Regions from separate parts of the Mus musculus genome. Here all the other regions are linked to region 3. Evidence: chromatin loops called from intact Hi-C (ENCODE). Cell type or tissue: heart. All regions are shown on one strand. Region 1 has its middle 3.5 kb from the start of 1700096K18Rik. Region 2 overlaps Kmt2c (lysine (K)-specific methyltransferase 2C). Region 3 holds the start of Xrcc2 (X-ray repair complementing defective repair in Chinese hamster cells 2).

Evidence for each region. A loop is a pair of places that touch in the nucleus more often than their neighbours do. Peaks named below come from ENCODE experiments on the same cell type or tissue, not always from the same donor. Only the 100,000 strongest peaks of a DNase experiment are listed, where the experiment ranks them.
Region 1: a loop joins it to region 3, with 2.1 times the contacts of the local background. A loop is called at or near these places in 6 of 42 quality-filtered maps.
Region 2: a loop joins it to region 3, with 2.2 times the contacts of the local background. A loop is called at or near these places in 2 of 42 quality-filtered maps.

What each region holds. Positions count from the first base shown.
Region 1 is chr5:25,525,250-25,527,749 of GRCm38, reverse strand. No RefSeq gene overlaps it. Among named protein-coding and RNA genes, the nearest start is that of 1700096K18Rik, 3.5 kb to the left of the region's middle. In heart, a CTCF peak has its summit at 1,309; DNase peaks (open chromatin) are centred at 599 and 1,449; H3K27ac peaks cover 608 bases.
Region 2 is chr5:25,434,878-25,437,377 of GRCm38, reverse strand. All of the region lies in intron 2 of Kmt2c (lysine (K)-specific methyltransferase 2C), which reads left to right. Among named protein-coding and RNA genes, the nearest start is that of Kmt2c, 63 kb to the left of the region's middle. In heart, a CTCF peak has its summit at 1,093 (motif pointing left); a DNase peak (open chromatin) is centred at 1,107.
Region 3 is chr5:25,704,422-25,706,921 of GRCm38, reverse strand. Xrcc2 (X-ray repair complementing defective repair in Chinese hamster cells 2) reads left to right here and starts at 1,125. Exons shown (of 3, transcript NM_020570.2): 1 at 1,125-1,244. The coding sequence starts at 1,206. In heart, a CTCF peak has its summit at 1,273; a DNase peak (open chromatin) is centred at 1,101; H3K4me3 peaks cover 1,888 bases; H3K27ac peaks cover 1,428 bases.

The DNA of each region.
Region 1 (2,500 bases), 180 kb after region 3:
CAACTTTGCACTTGAGGCTTCGGGGCTTGTGTGTGGAGCTGCATCTCTTCTGACTTCTCAGGCCAGCCTTCAGTGTCAGCTGATCTGAAATGGGTCCTTTCCCTGCCCCCAACCAGGTACTTTCTGTCCTCTCCCAGTTACTTCCTTCAAAGCATGCTGCACCATCTGAAGCCTTCTTGTTTACTTAAAATGGCTGGTTCCCCTTCTCCCTCCAAGCTGGGCTCTTTCTATTTGCTAGGGCAGGTTTAGCAAATGCTTAGTGGATAAACAAATGCTTCCATGAGATGGGATCCAGTCAACAGGCAACCCAGTCTTCCTATTGGCTGGACCCCATGGTGTAGACACACCTGTGAACAAGAATTGGGAGAGGAGCTACTCTTGTAAACAGTTTATGATTCTTTCATTTTCTTACTTTATTTCCTGTTATTTCTTGATGAGCAGAGTAAGAACTAAGGCATGTGGACTCAAGGACAGCCTTTTGCCCACTTTGTTTCAGGTTGTGTACAGACTGCAGAGTCTGACTGGGCCCCGGGCTCGGGCCGGGCCCTGGCGGTGGCCCCAGGTGGGCAGATCCTTGGCAGGCAGCCCCCCTTTCCCCAGGGCAGCTCCAGGCTCTGCTGGATGCTGGTTCCAGTGGGGGAGGGGATCCCAGCTGCTGCCCTGGAGGTGGTTATAAGTGTCATCCCACAGGGCAGGAACACAGTAAAAAGAGGTTCTTCTCTCCTCCCCCACTCCAGCACTCTCTCAGTGGCTGGACCTGTCTGGTGTTTCTATGACACAGGCTTTGGCTAGGACAGTTTTAGAGCAGCTGCCCTGGAGTTTAAATGTAGCACCAACCTGCGTGCCCCAAACATACAGGATGAGCTTGGTGACTGCTGGTTAACGTTGGGTCTCTGTGATGCCAGTCTTGGTCTGTCTGTCAGTTTTAAGGGTAAAGACATGCCCTTGTATTTGTGCACAACTACCCAGTCCCAAACTGAGGTGTGGAGGCTTGTAGAAGCAGGCTGGTCAGTCATGAGGTCAAGGCTAGCCTCAGTAGCCATGTGAATTTGAGGCCAGCCTGGCCTACACGAGACCCTGTTTATAAAAACAAACATGTCAAACCAAACCATCTCAAAAAAGAATCCTGTGGGTATGGGGAGGTGGGGAGAGGGTTAGGGTGTGTGTGGGAGAAGGGGAACATGTGATCAGAATATATTGTATGAAAACAATCTAACTTTCAATAAAAGTGGAAATTCTAAATAAAATTTCTGTGGACATCCCTTTAGCTAACATTTTCCATCCAAGTCTGCTGTCATCTGGTTGCTCCCAGCTAGGGGCTGACCTAGGATCTCCTGTGAGCTCAGCAAGCACTGAGTCCAGCTCTGGCTCAAAGGTGCTCAGCTTCCTGCATTCTGAGCCAGAGTTCCCTGGCCCTGGGGAATGGGAAGTGTTGAGCAGATCACGCCCTGGGGCAGGGTAGAAACAGGGTGGGACCGGTATGTGCTGTGTGCAGGATAGTCACGTGGTCTCCCCAGGGCAGAGAGCCTACTGTGGGATCGGGATAGGTTTTGAGCCCTGCAATGTTCCTGTCCTGGAGGGCTACTAGGATAATGGAATGTATAACTAACGGTTTAGGAGAATTAGCCTGCCATCAACGGGATCATCTCAGGTTCTTAAAGGACACTCACTGCTAGCATTGCCATTCCAGATAAATCAGATTGAAGGATGGACACAGCTTAGACCTGGAAGGGTTTGCGGGGTCACATTGCACAGGTATTCCTCCTCCTGCAGGCTTGGGAACTGCCAGCCACCCCCAACCACATATAAGTCTCAGTTTCTTCCTCTATCAAGTGGGGCTAATAATACTGGACTTGACTATGTTCAGCGTTGGTGTGAGAATTGGAGGAGATTATGTTTCTGCCCAGACTTGGGAAAAGAACTCACTTGTGGTATCCTGAGGAGGGGAGGGTCAAGTGCATTCAGTGGGTAAGCTTGCCCTGATGCTAACAAAGTACCTGCATTGGCCTCTGCAGGCAACCACCATCTAGACCTGCGGCGAGGGTGGTGATGGATGCCTGCTGCTCAAGTGTAGCCCTGGGTGTCCCCAAGAGAGTGGGTTTGAAGGAAGGCTCTTAGGACCAGAGTTGGTTTAATAGCTACACACCAGGGCTGTCTCTCTCTGAGCCCCTGGTTTAAAAGGACATGTTAAGCTCAGGAAGAGGCAACCTGTTACAGGGTATTTTGTGATTTGTCTTCCTGTGGATGGCTTAGTCTCCTAAAAAGAGTTACCAAGAAAAAGGAAATTGTAACATTAGAGATGGTGGATGGAGCTGTGGTGGAGAAAGCTGAAGAAGCTGGAGGAGGCAGGAAACTTGGGTGTATCCCGTTTCAACCCCTCTGCCACTTGGATGGCCAAGGGACATCACATGCAGGAAAAAACACTCATACACATAAAATAATTCCTTTTTCTTTTTTTGGTTTTTCAAGTCAGCTTCTCTGTGCAGCCCTGACTCTCCTG
Region 2 (2,500 bases), 270 kb after region 3:
GGGGTGATTTTTGAAGCGCTTCTGCACTTTTAATAGTTACAAAGTTTTGGGTTTTATGGAATGATATGACCCAACTGTACATGTTTAGAATTAGGGGCCTGCTTTATTTCTTCTGCATTGCATGCTCACTTTGTGGAGCATCTTCCTTTCCTTTCCTTTCCTTTCCTTTCCTTTCCTTTCCTTTCCTTTCCTTTCCTTTCCTTTCCTTTCCTTTCCTTTCCTTTTTTTTAAAAAGTTTGTGTGTGAGGAGATACTGTTTATAGCTCAGTTTGGTCTAGAACTTACAGTATTAGTTCCATCCCTCTCAAGTTCTGAATTACACCCTACCTACGAGTTGTATATTTTAAAGTCAGGTATTATAGTTCTTCTAGGTCATGTGTCCCTATCCCTCTATACCCCTATCTGCTTTTCCACAGTTTCAGGATTGTTTTACCTTCTGAAGGCATTCATTTATTGAGTCAGGGCCTCATATATAGCCCCGTGTGGCCTGGAGCTCCCTATGGGTACCAGACTAGGGGCAAATTCATAGAGATATACCTGACTCTACTTTGGTTTGAAGCATGCACCACCATGCCTGGTCTTTCCTTATATATTTTGTTATTAACTTTTCTTGTTCCTTGAAGAAAATTGTTCATATTTTGATAGAAAATTGCATTCAATTGATGTGTTGATCAATTTGAGCTATGTTGTTTTTTTAAAAAGTATAATAGATTTTTTTCATGCAATATATTATGTTTTCCCTTCCCCCTGCTTCTATCAGTTCCTTCCCATCTCCCCTCTCATACCTAATCTTCAAGCTTTCTATCTCTCAGAATTACAAACAAGCCTCTAAAGAATAGCAATAAAATAAAACAAAGCAAACAAATCGGAATAGAACAAAACAGCCAAACAAGAAAAAGCCTAAGAAAGAGCAAAAGAAATGCACATAGATGGAGAGTGCAGACACTACACACTTGCTCATAGAAGCTGTAATATATACACAAAGTACTTGTAATTTTTTTTTTTTTTTTTTTTTTTTTTTTTTTTTTTTTGATATAGGGTTTCACTATGTAGCTCTCTCTGGCCTGGAAATAACAGAGATTTGCGTGCCTCTGCCACCTAGTGGTGGAATTAAAGGCAAACTAAGGTCCTGTAATTTTTTTTTTAAAGCCCTGACGTGTGTGTGTGTGTGTGTGTGTGTGTGTGTGTGTGTGTGTGTGTAAGAAGCGTCTACTGTATTAAGTTTCATACAATTTCTCAAATGGCTTTTGGCTTTATCTGTCCCTCCTTCCCTTCCTTTACTTCTTTTTATTTGATCATCCTGTTCCAATCTCTTCCCTACCCATCCATAAATATGTATTCAATTTCCCTTTCCTGCAGAGTATCCCCCCCCCCTCCCGGCTATACAGATTGAAGCTTGCTTATATCAGTGATTTAACGGCTAGCATCGACATATAAGTGACTATTTGTCTTTTTAGGTATGAGTAATTTCACTCAAGATGATTATTTTCTCTTGTCAACTTACCTGTGAATTATATATATATATATTTTTTATTAGGTATTTTCCTCAATTACATTTCCAATGCTATCCCAAAAGTCCCCCATCCCCCCCCCCCCCCATTCCCACTTTTTGGCCCTGGCATTCCCCTGTACTGGGGCATATAAAGTTTGCAAGTCTAATGGGCCTCTCTTTCCAGTGATGGACGACTAGGCCATTTTTTTGATACATATGCAGCTAGAGACATGAGCTCTGGGGGTACTGGTTAGTTCATAATGTTGTTCCACCTATAGGGATGCAGATCCATCTAGCTCCTCCATTGGGGGCCCTGTGATCCATCCAGTAGCTGACTGTGAGCATCCACTTCTGTGTTTGCTAGGCCCCGGCATAGTCTCACAAGAGACAGCTCTATCTGGGTCCTTTCAGCAAAATCTTGCTAGTGTATGCAATGGTGTCAGCGTTTGGAAGCTGATTATGGGATGGATCCTCGGATATGGCACTCTCTAGATGGTCCATCCTTTCCTCTCAGCTCCAAACTTTGTCTCTGTAACTCCTTCCATGGGTGTTTTGTTCCCAATTCTAAGAAGGGGCAAAGTGTCCACACTTTGTTCTTTTCTTGAGTTTCATGTGTTTAGCAAATTGTATCTTATATCTTGGGTATCCTAAGTTTCTGGGCTAATATCCACTTATCAGTGAGTACATATTGTGTGAGTTACTTTGTGATTGGGTTACTCAGGGTGATGCCCTCCAGGTCCATCCATTTGCCTAGGAATTTCATAAATTCATTCTTTTTAATAGCTGAGTAGTACTCCATTGTGTACATGTACCACATTTTCTGTATCCATTCCTCTGTTGAGGGGCATCTGGGTTCTTTTCAGCTTCTGTCTATTATTAATAAGGCTGCTATGAACATAGTGGAACATGTGTCCTTGTTACCCATTGGAACATCTTCTGGATATATGCCCAGGAGAGGTATTGTGGGATTCTCAGGTAGTACTATGTCCAATTTTCTGAGGAACCACC
Region 3 (2,500 bases):
GAGGATGGCCTAGTCGGCCATCAATGGAAGGAGAGACCCTGGTCTTGCAAAGATCATATGCCCCAGTACAGGGGAATGCCAGGGCCAGACAATGGGAGTGGGTGAGTTGGGAAGCAGGGCGAGGGGAGGGTATAGGGGACTTTGGGGATAGCATTTGAAATGTAAATAAAGAAAATATCTAAGAAAGAATGAAAGAAAGAAAGAAAGAAAGAAAGAAAAGAGAGAAAAGAGAGAAAAGAAAGGAGGAAAGAAAGAGAGAGAGAGAGAAAGAAAGAAAACAAACAAAAGGCAAACAACAAACCTAACCAAACCAAGAGCTTGAAAACTTCACAGGCTCAGTGTATTTCCACAGTTCTTTTCAATTCAATATACATTTTTCTCTTCCCACCCCAGTTATCTATAAATACCACAGCCAGTCATAGGCTTTTGCCTCAAGAAAGGACAAGAAGAGCGAGCTTGCTCAGTAACGGTGTTACTTCTCCTGTTAATCTGGTTATGCTGTTCTGCCCAGAGTAGTCTCCTGGGCTCGAACTATTATCTGGCTTCAGCCTCAGGAGTTGTTGGGACCACTGACACACCAAAAGCCCAAATCAGTAAACTTTTGTCCTAGTACCTTTGAGACACAATCTCATACTACAGCCCAAACTATAGCCTGATCCGACTCTTGGTGATTCTCTGCCTCAGCCTCCCGAGTGCTAGGATCACAGGCATACACAACCGTGGCAGGAAGATGTACTTTAAGTTTCTTTAGAACAAGTAAGCACGGGCAGTGGTGGTGATCGCCTTTAATCCCAGCACTCAGGAGGTAGAGGCAGGCAGACTTCTGTGAGTTCGAGGCCAGCCTGGTCTACATAGTGAATTCCAGGACAGCCACGACTACATAGGAAGTTCGTCTCTAAAAAACAAAAACAAAAAACTAAATAAGATTTAGAAATCACGTACATGTTAATTTTGCCTGATAAAGACCCGTCGAGATGAGTAACTGAAGATAACATAAGGACCATAAGGACTAAAGGAAACGCAGGAGACTGGCGTCACCAAGAGGGCGCCGCAGCTTTACTGCGCATGCCCTCGGCTTCTCTGGCTCCGAGCCCGCACAGTGCGCACGCGCACACAGGGTCATTGCTTTGACTGGCTGCGTCTTTCGCGCTTTTGCTAAATGGCGTTGCTGGCGGGTAGGTTGAACCCGCGGAGCTGGCCGGGCGATGTGTAGCGACTTTCGCAGAGCGGAATCCGGGACAGAGGTGAGAGCCGCGGGGCGACGGGAGGGCCGCGCACTACAGGGGGAGGTCGCCGAGCGGCGCCCAGGGCCACCGTGGGGCGGCGCGACAGCCGCCAGTGAACCGGTCAGGGATGGCGAGCCGTGCAGCAGGAGCTGGGGAAGGGAGGACCACCAGTTGAGGCATCAGTAGACGTTTTCTAAATTTAGGTAGCTTGCTTCACCTCTAACTAACCTGTTTGTGGCATCCGGCCTTCTGTATCCCAGAATACCCCTGTCGTCTATCTCTCCAGAGCCACGCAAGCCATTTCACTCAGGAACCGTTAAACGTTAACGTGTGTTACTTGTTCGAGTACTGTCAGCCAAGAGTTGGGAATAAGAAGCAACAACAACAAAATTAATCAACAGGCATGGTGGTACACGCCTTTAATCCTAGCACTAAAGAGGCGGAGGCAGGCAGATCTCTATGAGTTTGAAGTTAGCCTTTATATAGGTAGGTCCAGGCCAGTCAGGGCTCTATAGTGAGACCCTCTCTCACAAAACAAAATGTAATAATCGAAGCTTCTGTAAAATATACAGCATATGGTAAAAGCATGCCTCTCCAAAAGAGGGTAAGACAAATTGTAGGAGGAGCTAACTTAAATGTATTCAGAGGGGATCCAGGTAGCTCACGCTGGCCTTGAGCTTGCCGTGCAGCTGAGTATAACCTTGTCCTAGTTATTTATTTGTAGAAATTATGTAAATGAATGTGTGTCTGTGGGTTGGTATGTACCCATGTGTGTAGATGAATTTGGAGGCCAGAGGAAAAGGTGTCAGATGATCAGGAGCCGGGGTTATTAGCAATTGAGTTATCTGAGCCAAACTCATGTTCTCTGTAAGAGCAAAACCCATTCTTAACTGAAATCCATCTCTCTGGCCCCTAACCTTCGACTTCTGACCGTCCTGCCTCCGGAATGCTAGGATTACAAGTGTGTGCTACAGTGCCCTGTTATCCACTGCCAAGGATGGAATCCAGGCTTTCATGATTCCTAGGCATGGGATCTGCCACCAGAGCTACCGTTCCCAGCCCCTGAACTGGCACTGTAAGGACTGTTCAGTGGTTTGCTGCTGAGGAGGGAGCAGCTCAGGTATGGTCTGAACTTAGCAAGGGCAGCAGTTCCAACCTGTGGGTCACTGCCCCTTTCGCAGTCCTCTATCTCAAAAAATATTTACATTACAATTCATAACAGTAATAAAATGACAGTTAGGAAGTAGCTTCAAAAATAATTGTATGGTTGGGAG